Regions from separate parts of the Mus musculus genome. Here region 2 is linked to region 1. A link is a loop called in an ENCODE intact Hi-C map of the cell type or tissue named here. Cell type or tissue: left cerebral cortex. All regions are shown on one strand.

What was found. Hi-C counts contacts between places; a loop is a spot of excess contacts. Peaks named below come from ENCODE experiments on the same cell type or tissue, not always from the same donor. Only the 100,000 strongest peaks of a DNase experiment are listed, where the experiment ranks them.
Region 2: it touches region 1 in a loop (2.3-fold over the local background); 3 of 42 quality-filtered maps call a loop at or near these places.

Annotation. Positions count from the first base shown.
Region 1 is chr5:142,714,933-142,722,932 of GRCm38, reverse strand. It overlaps Slc29a4 (solute carrier family 29 (nucleoside transporters), member 4), which reads right to left. Exons shown (of 11, transcript NM_146257.2): 6 at 7,813-7,887; 7 at 5,097-5,341; 8 at 4,335-4,476; 9 at 4,035-4,222; 10 at 2,736-2,976; 11 at 443-1,594. The coding sequence ends at 1,443. Among named protein-coding and RNA genes, the nearest start is that of Slc29a4, 17 kb to the right of the region's middle. In left cerebral cortex, a CTCF peak has its summit at 4,697 (motif pointing right); DNase peaks (open chromatin) are centred at 557 and 4,696.
Region 2 is chr5:142,624,169-142,632,168 of GRCm38, reverse strand. Wipi2 (WD repeat domain, phosphoinositide interacting 2) reads right to left here and starts at 2,585. Exons shown (of 12, transcript NM_178398.4): 1 at 2,337-2,585. The coding sequence starts at 2,410. In left cerebral cortex, no CTCF peak of the experiment used is centred here; DNase peaks (open chromatin) are centred at 1,687, 2,177, 2,716 and 3,216; H3K4me3 peaks cover 2,241 bases; H3K27ac peaks cover 1,317 bases.

The DNA.
Region 1 (8,000 bases):
GAAGAGAAGAGAAGAGAAGAGAAGAGAAGAGAAGAGAAGAGAGAAGAGAAGATGTCTCTAAATTGTCACCAGAACTGGGGACTGTAACCGGGAAGAATTCATTACTGGCTTTGAGCAGCCTGACTCCCAGACCCAGAGGGGGTAGAGCCAGGACCAGCACACTCCCCGTTTTGAGCTCTTCCTCCTGTGAGCCAGATGTAGAAATCCATATCTTTTCCTGTCCTCACAGAGGCAGCGGTTGCTAAGGCCCGTGCAAGCCCCAGGTGCTCAGCACTAGGCAATCATCAGTTCTAAAAACACCTAGCTCAGGACAGGTGGGACCACAAGTGTCTCAGCATTGTGGGGAAGACACCCCATCAGGGCCCCATTTTAATCTCCCCACCCTACCCAGTGGCTCACTTCCCAGCCCTCCCCCCACAAACACTTCCTCAGGACAGCGGTGGGCAGTCTCTGCCATATTTAATGGCCAGTGCGGTAGTCAGAGAACACACAGGTAGACAGGACACAGCAGGGACTGGTACAGGGTGGTCACGGCTGGGGCCACTGTGTGGAGAGGCAAGTGTCCCGGCTCAGCAAAAGCTCTCTTTGGCAGGAGGTCCTCCAGCCGATCCTGGCACCCACGAGTCCAATCCTCACCTTGCAGCCACTTGCCAGGGTTTCAAGTGTGTCGTGTCATCACTTGACTCTCGGTGGATGGGAGTGGGGCGGCCTAGGTCACGAGTGGACCTCAGCTGTCCCTGCATGATGGGTAAGTTGGATGGAACAGGAAAGAAATGGGACGTCCCTGTTAGCCGTGGCCCTTAGCCTGTGCTCTAAGAGGGGTGGTGGTGTGCATGGGGAAGTCCTCCACCTAAGGTGGGTGCACCTAGGTCATCTCTGTTGCTATGACTACAGGAGGCCTGTGTATGAGGAATGAGTTTTCCAGACTTGACGCTTTATGTGTGCGGGTGCAGGGGTAGGGCTGTGAAGAAGTGTCTAAGAACAAGAAAGGGACAGAACGGAGTTGGGGACTTTCCTCCAAGATTTCTAATACAGGGAGGTGCCCCCTGACCAGTAAATGAAAACCACATCGAAGACCATGGAACCACACAGTGGGGTCACACTGAAGGGAGTCAGCTCAGACTGTGGCCAGCCATTCCGAGTGGCTCTAAGACTGAATAAACGCCCCCTTGATGTGTGACAGATGCTGGGCCTCTGGACACAGAGGGTGAAGGGCAGGTGTCTGACCAAACACAGGACACGGGGAGGCGGTGCCCTGGGCGGTGAAGACAAGTTCCAGCTGTTTTGGACAACTGGGACAAGGTGGCAAGGTGGCGTTAGTGGCTTAGGAGGTGGCCAGGACCCCGCAGGCACTGAGGCAGGGGTGGGAGGGTCCTCAGGCCTTGGGGTAACTGGCCCAGGCAGCTCTTCCTGGGCAGGGGGCAGGATTGGGTGGGCCCGGCTCAGGGACCGACAGGGATGGAGTCGTTGGCGGCGGCGGCGGTGGCTGTTTGAAAGCAGCTGCCGTGGGCATCTCGGGTGAGGCTGTAGGTGCAGTAGGCCACAGCAGAGCCCAGGGTCAGCCCCGACATGTAGGACACAGTCATGGTGTTTCCTGTGGACGAGAGTGGGCTAAGTTAGAGGGGCTGAGGCTGCGCTGTGCTAGACAATCTCTGTGGCCATGGCTTCTCACATGTGCACTGTGGTGACAGTTGCCAGGGCTCCAGAGACTGTGAGACTGCGCTCTACCACTGAGCCACACCCCAGCCCCTCACTGGGGGATTCTAGACAGGGGCTCTACCACTGAGCCACACCCCAGCCCCTCACTGGGGGATTCTAGACAGGGGCTCTACCACTGAGCCACACCCCAGCCCCTCACTGGGGGATTCTAGGCAGGGGCTCTACCACTGAGCCACACCCCAGCCCCTCACTGGGGGATTCTAGACAGGGGCTCTACCACTGAGCCACACCCCAGCCCCTCACTGGGGGATTCTAGACAGGGGCTCTACCAGTGAGCCACACCCCAGCCCTTCACTGGGGGATTCTAGGCAGGGGCTCTACCACTGAGCCACACCCCAGCCCCTCACTGGGGGATTCTAGACAGGGGCTCTACCACTGAGCCACACCCCAGCCCCTCACTGGGGAATTCTAGGCAGGGGCTCTACCACTGAGCCACACTCCAGCCCCTCACTGGGAGATTCTAGGCAGGGGCTCTACCACTGAGCCAAGCCTCCAGCCCCTCACTGGGGAATTCTAGGCAGGGGCTCTACCACTGAGCCACGCCCCAGCCCCTCACTGTGGGATTCTAGGCAGGGGCTCTACCACTGAGCCACACCCCCAGCCCCTCACTGGGGGATTCTAGGCAGGAGCCCTACCACTGGGCCAAGTCTCAGGACTTTTGCACACATGGCTCCCTCTGCTTAGGTGCCATTCCTTGCAGCTTCCTGTATCTGTCTCCCTCATTTCTTCCTCCAGGATTTTGCTCAAAAGCCATCTTCTCAGAAAAATTTTGCAAGATTGTTTTCTTTACATCATGGCTCCCCAGTCCTTTCATCTGCCCTAACTTCTCAGACTAATAGCCCCTAGGACTTACAACCATGAAACATAACACATCTGTCTGTTACCTCGGTTTATTGGCCATCTCTATCTCAGAACTGTAACCCCGCAAATGTGGGCAGCATCATGTCCCGCTGCTTAGGAGAGCGCTAGGTGTACAGGCTCAAGCCCTTACTGTACGTGGGTCCCACGGGTCTTACCTGCCAGTTCCCGCTGCTTGGGGCTCACTTTTCCAGCTGCCAGGATCATGGGCACACTGCCAAAGTAGCCATTGCTGATGCCCATTAGCAGCGAGAAGACACAGGGCCAGGCAGGGTGGCGGAGGGCAGGCATGCCACTGGGGTACACACACAGGATGAAGAGGGGGATGAAGACCACACGCAGGCAAGAGCAGGCGAGCAGGTGAGTGCCCCGCCACTCCACGGGCAGGGCTGCCAGGATCTGCAGAGAGCAGGGAGTCTGGGATTACCCACCTAGCCATAAGCCCGTCTCTCTGCCAGCCAGGCCCTCCAGTTACACCCTGTGCCTGACAACCTTGACTGGGTCCAGCTTACCTTACAAGAGCCGCACCATCTCATAACCTGCCCCCTTTACAGTACTGGTGATAGAAGGTGAAACCTGGAATATGCTAGACAAACACTCTAATGGTGAGCTATGCTTCTGGTCCCTCCCAACACTTCCCTAAAGGATTCTAGACAGAGGCTCTACCACTGAGCCACGCCCCAGCCCCTCACTGGGAGATTCTAGGCAGGGGCTCTACCACTGAGCCACACCCCCAGCCCCTCACTGGGGGATTCTAGGCAGGGGCTCTACCACTGAGCCACACCCCAGCCCCTCACTGGGGGATTCTAGGCAGGGGCTCTACCACTGAGCCACACCCCCAGCCCCTCACTGGGGGATTCTAGGCAGGGGTTCTACCACTGAGCCACGCCCCCAGCCCCTCACTGGGGATTCTAGGCAGGGGCTCTACCACTGAGCCACACCCCAGCCCCTCACTGGGGATTCTAGGCAGGGGCTCTACCACTGAGCCATACCCCAGCCCCTCCCTGGGGGACTCTAGAGCACTCCTGGTGAAGGGCTTGTAATGTAGCTCAGTGGTAGAATGCTTGCCCTACAAGGCCAAGGCCCTGGGTCCCACCCTGCATACTCCACAGTATTCAGCAAACTGACTGCAAAGAGACGTGAGCTTGCAGCATGGCTAGGGTGCCACTCCAGCCCTATCTACTTGTGTGACAGACGTGCTGCCCAGCTGGCAGCCTGTGCCTGTGTCATCCTCAGACAGATCCACTAGTGACTGTGGGGCAGGAGAAATCAGGACTGATTCTAGCCTGAAGCACAGTTGATACCAGAGAGACCAGGCAGGGGCTAGACTCCACAGGACAGTGTTAGAGATGGTGACACTCATGGCTACCATTCTTCCAACACGTACCCTCAGCCTGGCTTTGCTCCAGAAAGACCAGAGCCTTACTAGGGTTCCCCAAAGCCACCCTGAGGCTCACCTTGCCCACAAAGTCTGACAGGTTGAACACGGCCATCACCAGGATGGGCAGCCACTCCCCCAGCACGCAGTGGCGGATCTCGGACTCCAGGCCCGGAAACAGGCACAGTGTAATGAAGTAGGTTACCGCAATGGACAGCATGTCGGCCCAGATGACCCGCGCCACGACGTATCGGTGCAACAGCAGGGCTTGTGGGGGGAGGGGAGTGAGGAATGTTAGAGGCTGGCGCTCATGGGGCCCCTGCTGTCTCAGCCCGTGTGACAGCCACGGACGCCACCGGACTCCACAGTATCACGTTACCTCTGAAGGTGGGCCAGCTTCGTTTGACTCGTGGCCGGGGCACATCAAAACGCATGTAGACCCCACTGTTGCTGTGCGTCACCTCATGGGCCGGGCTCTCCTTCGGGGACCTGCTGCTGGATAGGGCTGGAGTTTGGTGCTCCTGTGTGTCAAAGAATGATGGGAGTCATGGGTTAGATACCCAGAGCAAATGGTGGAGCCACAGTCATCTAGACATTAAGTTAGTACCTGCTGTGTGCACTTCCTTATCAAGGGATACTATTTCCCTTGATTCCCTCCACCCAGCCTTAAGTCACAGAGCCTTAAGTCACACAGCCCTGGAACCTGAGCTGGGGCTGGGTGGAAGGGTAATGCAGGATGTGACCACCAGAGGGCGCTCTATCTTCGCAGAACTGCAGATTGGCTAACCCAAGGAGTTGGTAGTAAGAAGTAATGATCTGTATTGGGGTCCTCACAGAGGCAACCCCTGAGCTGTAATGGAAGGGAGCGTATTATAGGGTTCCCCTGGCTTCCATTAATCATACTTTTGAGGTTCTGTTAATCTGCCACAGATCCCGGGCTCTTCTCCCTGGCCATAGCTAGAAAGGCCTCACTTCCTACTGTCCCAACAGGGAGTCATGGAAGGTGGTCCACAGAATGGAATTTCTCAGGGTACAGAAACAAACCTGCAGCTTGAGATTGAGGGATCAATAACAGGGCCAACGAGGAACTCTTCAGGCGCCTGTGTGGGAGAAGGAGGCCAGGCCAGGCCAGGACACTTACAAAGTGGATGTCTCCGGATGCGACATCGTGGTGCACTCGGTAGCCTGCCTGGACGGGGCGGCTGTCACGGGGCCGAGTGGTATAGTAGAGCACAAAACGGCTGCGCCGCACCAGCAGATGCAGCAGGAAGCACAGGAGCTCCAAGCCGGCAGACACCAGGAAGAAGATGATGGTGCTGGCCCGCTCGTCCGGGAGCAGCAGCTTAGTGAGGATTCGACTCAGAGAGATCATCACCCCTGCCGTGCCTGGAGGGGAGGCAGTGGCACATCAACATTCCCTGAAGCTTCTATCACCCGTGCCACCCTCCGATGCTCTACCGCCCTTGCTCCCACCCCACTCCACCCCATCCACCAGCCCTTCCTCACTGGGTCCTCTCTGCTCCATCCTTCTACTGTTCTGGGCCCCCCACCCACAGCACCTGGTCCATACTGGTCCATCATCCTACAAGACCCCACAGCCTGCACCCTGTCCAAGCGATGGCTCCTCCTAGCCCCTCCCTACATTGCCAAGCCCCACCAGTTACCAGTTACATCTTGTCTGGGCTTCTCTCTAAGCCTTCTCCAGCCACTTGCAACCCCTCTCCTTGTCTCCCTGCCCCCAGCCCTGATGAATCTGCTCTCACCAGCCCCACCCCTCAGCTGCCTGTCTATCCATCCAGCCTGCCTCAGCTCCCCTTCCCCCAGGGCCCCCCACAACCCCTGTCTGACTCTGCCATCCACTCACACACCATGGGCACCATCACTGGGCTCTTGTTGGGCATCCTGCCTTGAGCTGCTCCCTACAAGGAGGACACAAGGCTCCTGCCTTCCTAGGCTTGATGGCAAGAGGCCACAGACAAGCCACAGAAACACATAACAGTGGTACAGGGTGTACGCCCGGGCAGAGGATGTGGCGAGAGGGGGAAGGATCGGAGCATCTTATCCTGGAAGGGGACAGCTGAGCCTGCAGTTAAGTCTGCAGTACACAGGAGCCAGGCACACAGACTGAGAGCGAGCACATCAAACAGGTAAGAGGCTTGAGCACGTGTGAAATACTGAGAGGTTCCCCCCACCCCCAGAGCAAGGGCCAGCTGGAGGAGGGTGTCAGGGTCAAGGCGGGCAAGTATGCTGCAGATAACTCATGAAGGTTTGCCCGAGTTCAATCCACAGCCACAGGGCAATGTGAGGCAGGACTTGTCCTGTCCACTATGAGCTGATGAAGACGGACAGGGCTCTGAACAAGTCTGTCTCGGGGGAGTCCCAAAGGGATCCACCATCCTCATGGGCCAGCCTCACAGATTCCACTGTAAAAATCTACCGGTTTTGGGTGTGAATGTGGCTCAGTTGGTAGAGTTTTTGTTAAGCGCGCATGGCATCCTGGTCCCAACACAGTGTAAAGATAGTGCCTAGAACCCCAATACTCAGGAATCGGGAGCAGGGGGATCAGGAGTTCAAGGTTATCCTCAGCTATACATAGTTGCAAGCCAGCCTGGGCTACAAGAGACCCTGCCTCAGCACAACAACAAAAAATCTGCACCTGTGTGCTGGCCGCCTCCCAGAAGTTAGCCTTATGTGGTACGGTTTGATATACCAGGCAGCACGTGGCAGAAGGAGCCCACAGCAGGCTGCCATGGAGGGGCCATGGAGAGTAGCCTCTGAGGATGACACTGGCTAAGCCCGGTTGCTTGTCTCGTTGTGACTAGCTACAGAATAGAAGGCAAGACCTGGTAGACTCAGACTGTACCTGGAGGGCATGTCCAGGGGTCTTTTGGGGTCTGGGCATTGGGTAAACTTCAGGTTGAGTAAGGTGCTGGGTATCAGAAAGGGCATCTGGGAGGTGGCTTCGCAGACAAGCAATTAAGTACTAAGCAGGGTGGTTGGTGAAGGGGGGGGGGATCTGAGAAAGGCTTGGTCCTGAGTGGAGCCAGCTGATACATACAGGCCTGAGCAAGCTAAGCCTCAGCACACTACACTTGCCCAGGCGCATGCACTCACACACACAATGTTGCAAATTTCCAAAGTTGAAACGGTCCTCTTAGAGGAAGGCGGGGGTGGGGGGTGGGGTGGGGGGTGGGGGGGGGTGGGGGGGGGTGGGGGGGTGTCAAAAAGACTCAGGGAATAAAGATATAAAGATTGCAAGTCCAGCTGAACTACACAAGATTCTCAAGGCCCCTCCTCAAGATTAGTCAACCAGTAACAAGTGCCATGGAAAGGAGAGTCTTTCTCCCCACAGCAGAGCTGCCTTCAGGCTGTGCAGGGAGCCCAGGGTACACCGCTGTCCTGAGTTAACGTAACCTGGGCTGGGGTGGGCTTCTCAGTGCGGCTGTCTTTGAGTTATCCACACTCCTGTGAATCAGTCAAATTAACTCTCCAAAGCTAGATGGGGTGGGACTGGTTGTTGTTGTTGTTGTTGTTGTTGTTGTTGTTGTGCAGATTGTATGCCCTATCTGTTCATATCCCTCAGGGAAAAGTCACGCAACCGACACACAAAATATGCCTGTCCCCAAACTTACTGCAGCTATGACCTCCCAATCTCACATGCTGTTCACACTCTCGAACCCTGGCATACACAGGTGTGTGCACATATCCCTCCCACCCCGGGGGTCCATCCCTCTCCGTCCATAGTCCCCATCCCCAGCCCAGTGTGTGTAGGCCTTTCCGGCTCACCTCCCCAACCAGGGCATGCCCAATGGTGTCCCCAGACCGGTGCCCCTTGGGGGAGGGGTCTCAGTACTCACTCTCTCCAGTCATCACACCCTGCGTGTACCTCTTGGGCAGTAATCCCGTGTAGCCATAGAAGCTAGATTGCTGCACTTAAGAGAGAGGGGGACGTGGTCAGATACCTTGTGCCTCTGATTGCCTCAGAGGCAATTGTGGACCTTCTATGCTATGATGGCACTAGAAGGCAGGAATTCGCACCAGAGGC
Region 2 (8,000 bases), 91 kb after region 1:
CTTGTTTTCACTGTTGTTTCCCCACCCAACCCCCCCTTTAAACAAGGTCTCTCTATTCAGTCCTGACTATATAGGAATTTGTTATGCAGACCAGGCTGGCCTTGGATTCCGAGATCCTCCTGACTCTGCCTCCCAAGCAATGGGATTAAAGGTGTGTGCCACCACCAGACTCATTCCTCTTTTTAAAAAAAAATCTGGCCGGGCAGTGGTGGCGCATGCCTTTAATCCCAGCACTTAGGAGGCAGAGGCAGGCGGATTTCTGAGTTTGAGGCCAGCCTGGTCTACAAAGTGAGTTCCAGGACAGCCAGGGCTACACAGAGAAACCCTGTCTGGAAAAAACAAAAAAACAAAAAACAAACAAAAAAATTCTGGCTGGGCATGGTGGCACACACCTGCAATTCCATCACTTGGAAGGTGCTAGAGGATCGGGAATTCAAGGCTAGCAGGACATTGGCTTTTGGGGGGCATGGGGGGAGACACAGGGTTCCTCTGTGTAGCCCTGGCTGTCCTGGAACTCCAGAGCTCTGTAGACCAGGCTGGCCTTGGATTCCGAGATCCTCCTGCCTCTGCCTCCCAGTACTGGACTCAAGGTGCCTGTCACCAAGCCTGTGTTCTCGTGTGCTCTAAGTCATGGCACTGCACTGAACTCCCTGCATAGCTCGAACCTACAATTCCTTCCAACGTAGGTTTCTAGATCTCTTTGGCAAGTCAAAAAATGACACAAGTCTTGTTTTTAAATACTAACTTCATAACCTAGTGGGTTCAGGGCTGAGGGAGGGGTGTCTCAAAATAAGTAAGTAATATTAGAATTTCCTAGTGATCCTCAAACCCTGATGGTTCAGAGGCCAAATCACTACTGGTTAGAAATGCTTTCCTCCCACCTGCATGGAGCCTGCTTACTCACTAGGCAAATTGCAACAGGTTGTCCCTGTAGCCTTTGTTGTGCTGGCTTTAGGACACGACACAATTTTTAGCAGCCTGAACGTGTGAGAGGTACACACCTGCCAGTGTGCATACACTTGTGTGGAGGTCAGTTGTTTAGGCCAGGTGTCTCCCTCTTTATTTACCAAAGTAGGGTCTCTTCCCTGAACCCCAGAGCTCACTGACCCTGCTCATCTAACTAGCCAGGGATCTGCTGGGATTATAGACAGCTGCCTAGCTTTTCTATGGGTGCTGGGATCCCAACTCTGGGCCTCAGAGTTGTGTGACAAGTGCTTTATCCACTGAACCAGCTCTCCAGTGCCCAGGTCCACTATTACTTCTGGACTCAGTGTCTTTAGCATTCTGTTCTAATGTAGAAAAGACCCAGTGTGTTACAACGGAAAGAACACCAGGAGAGCAACCTCAGGGGATGAGAACCCAAGCCTGCCCCATCCCACTATTAGCCAACTTTAAGATCCTGACAGACTCTAGCCCTTTCTGAACTTCACAGTCTCATTTGTGGCTGGTCCCAATTTCAGGACAGCACCTCCTTCTTGAGCTCGTCTAAAGGTCCAACTGAGCACCTGTTGCACCTCCCTCCACACAGGTACTTGCCATTCTCCAATCTAACTTTTAAGTGAGGAAAAACAAAAGCCTCAGTCCCTGCCTTGCTAATGCTATTGTGCCAGTAGCGACCAACTACTTAGTGTGATGCCAAGTGACCCATTCCTCCTCCTCTTACATCACTTCCTCTTACTCACTTCCCAAGATGGCTCTTCTCCCTTCCAGTCCCATAACTCATCCATCCTTCATCAGAAACCTCATCTATTACCTACCTTCCAGGTATGCCAACGAGGCAGCCTTGAAGAACCAGATGGGGAACTACAGGAGTTCAGTCCGGTAAAACAGTGGACCGGTACGAAGGTTCTTTTTTACCCCAGGAATAGCCCACCTCACCCCCTTTTGAAGCTCCCAGACCCCTTGAGGATAAAGTCTCAGATCGAAGGCCTGGATTACTACTGCCGTTTGGTCCTTTTTTGGAGGAGACCAAAGTTACTTGCCAGAAAGGTCGGCAGAGAAGAAATAAGCAAACAGAAAAAGAAAAGCCATGAAAAGCGACAGAAGCAGTGAGGATACAGATGTATAGAAAGGGGGAGGCGGGCGATGCCCAGGATGGCCGCAAAACCGAGTCCGGGTGACAGGCGCAAACCGGCGTGCACAGTTCCTTCCTAACTTTGCGAAAGGCCAGGTCTCAGGACAGGTGGATGGGGGCACCCCGAGTTCCATCACCTCCCCCGGCCCAGGAGGCAGCAGCGCTCGAGCGGCCGCGCGGGCTCAGCACGCCCCCCGCCCATACCCCTCAACCTGACCAGCCCTGGTCTCTGCCCCGGCCCCGCGTCCGCGCCCGGCCTTACGTGTTATCCTGGTTGAAGTTGGCGAACAGCAGCTGGCCGGCGCCGGCCTCTCCGCTCTGGCTCGCCAGGTTCATGGCTGCGAGCGCGCGACGGCCTCGGACCCCCCTTGGCGGGAGCGCGCGCAGCTCGACTCGGGCGGCCCGCGGGAGCACGCTACACTCAGGATCGACGTCCGGTCCGGCAGGTCGCCCCGCTCGCCGCCTCTCGCTGCGCGGGGACCAACTGCCGCCTCATCCCGTCCCCACTCTTGTTTATGCTCCAGAGCCGGGACGGGCTGCGCGCTTGCGCGGTCCCGCCCACCCTCGCGTCGCACGGCGGCGTTCCGCGCAGGCCCGCTGCGTAGGCCCCGCCTCTTCGCCGCAGGCATCCGCGGGTGTTTCCGGTCGACTGCGCATGCATAAAGGTGCGCTGGTGGGTGCGCCTGCGCGTGGCGGAGAGTGGGCGGGGGCTTGCTGTCTGAGAACGGCGAGTTACCTCGTTGGTCCTGAGTCGTTGATCATTGTTCTAGGAACTTTGGCGCACCGCGTTGCTCGAAGAGAATGTCGCACGTCCGTTTTGCAGATTTGAAAAGCGAGGCGCAGAACTGCAAACGATTTGCCAAATGTTGGGTCTGAGACTGGAAAGGCGCGTGCGGTCACGGTCCTTGGGACAGGATTCTACTTTAAATGTATTGGTCCGTGCAACAGTCTATGGGAAGCACCTTTCTCTCCTTCCCGCTGCTTCCCTTCTTTCCTTTCTCTTCTTCCCTTCAAGGAGATAGAAATGTTCTGGTGGCGAAGGTCCTGGAGAAGAGAGAGACTTGTTCTGTGCTGTTAGAACTGAACCTCTAGGCAAGAGGCTGGTAGTTCCCAAGAGCAGTGTGCTGTCCTTGAGGACAGTTAAGCGGGGAGCAAAGTCGAACTTTGTTAGTACAGCCAGAGGGGCAAAGATGGCAAAGTTGTTGAGGAAAAGATGGCGCACACTTTCCCACCCTTCCTGTTTCGTGTTTTTGTTTTGTTTGTTGTCTTTGGATCGGGGCTCATCTATCTTAGGCTAGCTTTGGACTCTGTAGCTGAGGTTGACCTTGAATTCCCGGTCTTCCTGCCTTTACCTCTTAAAAGATTATGGAGCTGCACCACCACGCTTGTTTAAAGTAGCCTTTAAAATGGTTTGCTTTAGCCTTTGGAGACCTTGGCTCTTCTGGAACTCACCATCTTAATCTTCAATGCATAGAAATATACTGCCCTCGGCCATCTGCCCTCCGTCCTCTGCCCTCTGGTGCTGGAATTAAATGTGCTACGATTCCCAGCTTTTCTTTTTTTTTTTTTTAATGAATTCTTTAAGAATTTCATGCAAAGCATTTTGATCATATTCAACCTCACCACCACCCAGATCCACTCTTCTTCCCTACCCACCCAACTTTATGTCTTTTTTTTTTTCAGTCTTTCTTTTTTAAACCCACCAATTCCATTTTGTGTTGCCTATATAGTTTTGGATATGGTCTTCCACTGGAAGACCTATCGGAGATCATACATACCCTTGAAGGAAATTGATTCCCCGTTCCCAGCAGCTACCAGTTAACAACAGCTTAGCTAGGTGTGAGGCTTCATGCCCATCTCTCTTATACATACATCTTGCCTGGCTTAGCTTGCACAGGTCTGGTATATTCCACTGTGAGTTCATGTGTGTAGCTGCCCTGCTAGTCCAGAAAACACCATTTCCTTGACAGTATCCAGTGCCTCTGGCTCTTATAGTCTTTCAGACTCTTCTACAGTGGTCCTTGATCACTGGGAGGAGGGGTGTGGTATCTGTGGCTCACTTTTGGCTAGTTGTGGGCCTCTGTGTCAATAACCATCTTCTGCAAATAGAAGCTTTTCTGATGAGAGCTGAGAGATGCATTTCTCTATGGATGTAACAATAAGGGGTCACTTAAATACTATGTCTATTCAGCAGACTAGTGGTGGTAGGGCCTCCCCTAAGGTCTGTGTCCCACCTGCCCACAGGTTCTCGGCCTTGACAATGGTTCTGGATATGGGTTTCATTTTGTGGACCAGGCCTTAAATCCAATTACTATTATTGGCACAAGGAAAGACTTTCTGAACAGGACCCCAGTAACTTAGGCATTAAGACTAACAATTAATAAACGGAATCTCAGGAGACTAACAAACTTCTTTACCACAAGGACATCATCATTTGAGTGAAGAGGAAGCCTTCAGAACTGGTAAACAACGTTTAGAAGCTATACACCTGGCAGAGGGTTACTATCAAGAATATACAAAGACTGAAGAAAAAATATCAGGAAATAACCCAATTTAAAAATGGGGCATGGAGATCCAAGTGCTGGTGCATGGGTTTAATCCCAGCACTCAGAAGGCAGAGGCAGGAGGATCTCTGAGTTAGAGGCCAGCCTGGTCTACAGAGTGAGTTCCAGGACAGCCAGGGCTACACAGAGAAACCTTATCTTGAAAAAAAATCACCCCCCTCCCTAATGGGACATAGACCTGAACATGAAGTCCCTAAAAGATGAAGCAGAACCAGTCAGGAAACATTCTTTTAAAAGTTCAACATCCTTAGCCATCAGGGAAATGCAAATTAAAGCTTTGAGATTTTCCTTTTACCCTCAGTCAGAACTGAGGCTAAGATTTTCCCCCACACGGATGTGGGGGGAAAGGCACATTTACTTGCTGCTGGTGGGAGTTGCCAATGGCACAACCACCGTGAAAATCAGCATGAGGTTTCCTCAAAAAGCTGGAAATAGATCAACTCCATACCTCACCTCTCCCACTCCTGAGCATGCACCCCAGGACCAGCTCTCACTACAGAGATCCCCACTCATCTGTGTCCGATGCTGTTCTATTCCTAATAGACAGGAAGAGAAACTGCCTAGATGCCCATCAGCTAAAGAACGGATAATGAGAATGTGGTGTGTTTACACAATGGATCGTAATCAACTGGTAAGAAAAAGTGAAATGTGGCTCACAGGTCAATGGATGGAGCCAGAAATAATCATTCGAAAGGAAGTCACCCAGACCCCAAAGACAAACACCCCAGGTTTTCTCCCATTTGTGGATGTTAGCTTAGAGTCTCTAGGCGTGTGTATTTCATTTGGAATACCCACAGAAGTTAAGAGATTAGGAAGGGCCCATTGGGTGGGAGCTTTCATGGAAGGGGAGATCAAATGTAGTGGTATAAAGAGGTAAAGGGGAATAACGGAGCAGGAAGGGTTAACTGGGCGGGGGTGGGCATTTGGCATAGAGGAGGGGATACGGGGAAGGTCAACTAGTGCTAAAGATTTTAGGAAAAGCCATATGGCAACTTGTTACTGTAGAAGCTTCCCATATTACACAGATATGCACATAGAAGAAGAGTTCAGTGGAGTTACCCTCTTAACAGGACAACAAAGCCCTACTAGACACCGCAGGCTAATAAATAAAGAGCCTCATGCTGTGAATGAGTCATCTCTTTCAGAGGCATTGGACAGTGAGGTCAAAAGTGTGGCAGGCTACCCTCCAGAATTTGATAGTAATATGCTTTTGCTGGAGATGCCATGTACTCAAGTCTCAGAACGTGGGGGAATCCAGGTATTGACCTGGAAGTCTCCTCCCTTCTGGCTACTCATAGAGCGTCCTTCCAGCCTTCACACAGCTAGAAGAGCCTCTGCCCATTCCCTAAGTGGGTAAGCAGTCGCTGGTCTTCCCCAGCTGGGAACCATATGTCTTACATGACCACTGGAGCAACACTGGCACGAACGCTGAGGAAGTGGCCAAGATGGCCTTGTTGATAAAAGGACTTAATTCTCCTGTCTAACACAGCACCTAACTGGAAATTATTTTGAGCAGGCTTAACTAACGTGGGGGCAATGACTTACCTAGGGTGGCTGGGGATAACAAACTCACAGAGGCATGAACACGAAAACCTGGAGCTGTGTGGTCAGGGCTCTGATGGAGAAGCCGCAGTACCCAGGAAGCTCAGCGTCTTTGTTACACAGATGGACGTGAGCAACCATCCTCCCTTCCCAGTGTCTCAAGTGGGGCCGGGTTGTAGGCATGCACCACTTGCTTAGACATATTTTATTTCAATTAAACAAGCCATATCCTTTTTTATTTTGAGACAGTTACTTATTTATGCTGCCCAGACTGTGTAAATAAGGCTGGCCTCGAACCCTCAGAGATGTGCCCGCTTCTCTGTCTGGGATGCTGGGATTTAAAGGCATCACACATGGTTGTTGTTTATTTTGAAAAAAGACTTCAATTATTGCCTTGTTGCCTCCAATTCACTATGTAGATAAAAGTGACTTTGAATTCCTCACCGTCTTACCTTGACTGGACTGGGATTACAGGTGTGTACCTCTACGCCCAGTTTTATGAGTTTATATTGTGCTGGGAACCAAACTCCTGACACTAAGCAAGCTAGCCAGGGCAGACACTCCAGCTGAGCCGCTATTTCAGGTCTCCAGGGTTTTCTTTGATGATGCAATTGAAAAGTCAACTGTTTTTAAAAAGTTTTATGTTCTAAGTGGGTTCCCCCTCCTTTTTTCTCTCTCTCTTTCTTCTTCTTTTGGTTGTTAAAGGCAGGGATCTTGCTTTATATCCCCGGCTATGCTTGATTTCCTGATGTATGTGCTTCAGCCTCCTGAGCTCTGGAATTATAGACATGCACCACCACACCCGGTTAATGAGGCGGTGGGAATGAAAGCCAGGCTCCATATATGTTAAGCAATTGCTCCCCCGAGCCCTGTTTATTGTTGCTTTCTTTGTTCTTTGAGACAGGGTTTCTCTGGGTAGCCCTGGCTGTCCTGGAACTAGCTCTGTAAGACCAGGCTGGCCTTGAACTCATAGAGGTCTGCCTGCCTCTGCAGTGATCAAAGGCATATGCCACCACCACCTGGTTTAAGGTCTCACCATTTTTAAACCTGGCTGTCATCTGGGTGTGGTGCTCCACCTCTAATCCAAGTAGTCATAGGTCTGAGGCAGGAGGATGCACAACTTTGAGCTCAGCCTGGCCTACATGAGATCCTATCTCAACACACCAGTGGAAGACCCTGGTTTGAAACAAACCAACAAGCAAGTTTAGAGAGGTGAACAGGAGAGATTCAAGGCTAGCCTGAGGCACCTCAGAACCTGTTTCACAGCAAAACAGTAACAAAATTCTGGCTTCTTAGCACATTTTTTTGATTGATTGATTGATTGATTGATTGATTTAATGTATGTGAGTACACTGTCACTGTCCTTCAGACACTCCAGAAGACAGCATGAGATCCCCATTACAGATGGTTGTGGGCCACCATGGGGGTTGCTGGGAATTGAACTCAGGACCTCTGGAAGAGCAGTCAGTGCTCTTAACCACTGAGCCATCTCTCCAGCCCAGGGCTCTCAGATTTAGTCAAAGGTATTTGGGTGTTTGTTTGTTTGTTTGTTTGTTGTTGTTTGTTTTGTGTTTTTGGCTTTTTTGAGACAGGGTTTCTCTGTGTAGCCCTGGCTGACCTGGAACTTGCTCTGTGGACTAGGCTGGCCCTCAAACTCTGCCTGCTTCTGTCTTCTGAGTGCTGAGATTAAAGGTGTGTACCACCACCCCGGCATAGTCAAAGCCTTTAACAAGGATCTGTTTCGATGATCTAGTGCCCTGGGTCTGGGCAAGCATGGGAGCATGGCCAGGTACACCCATGGCTTATCTGCTCCTGCGTGG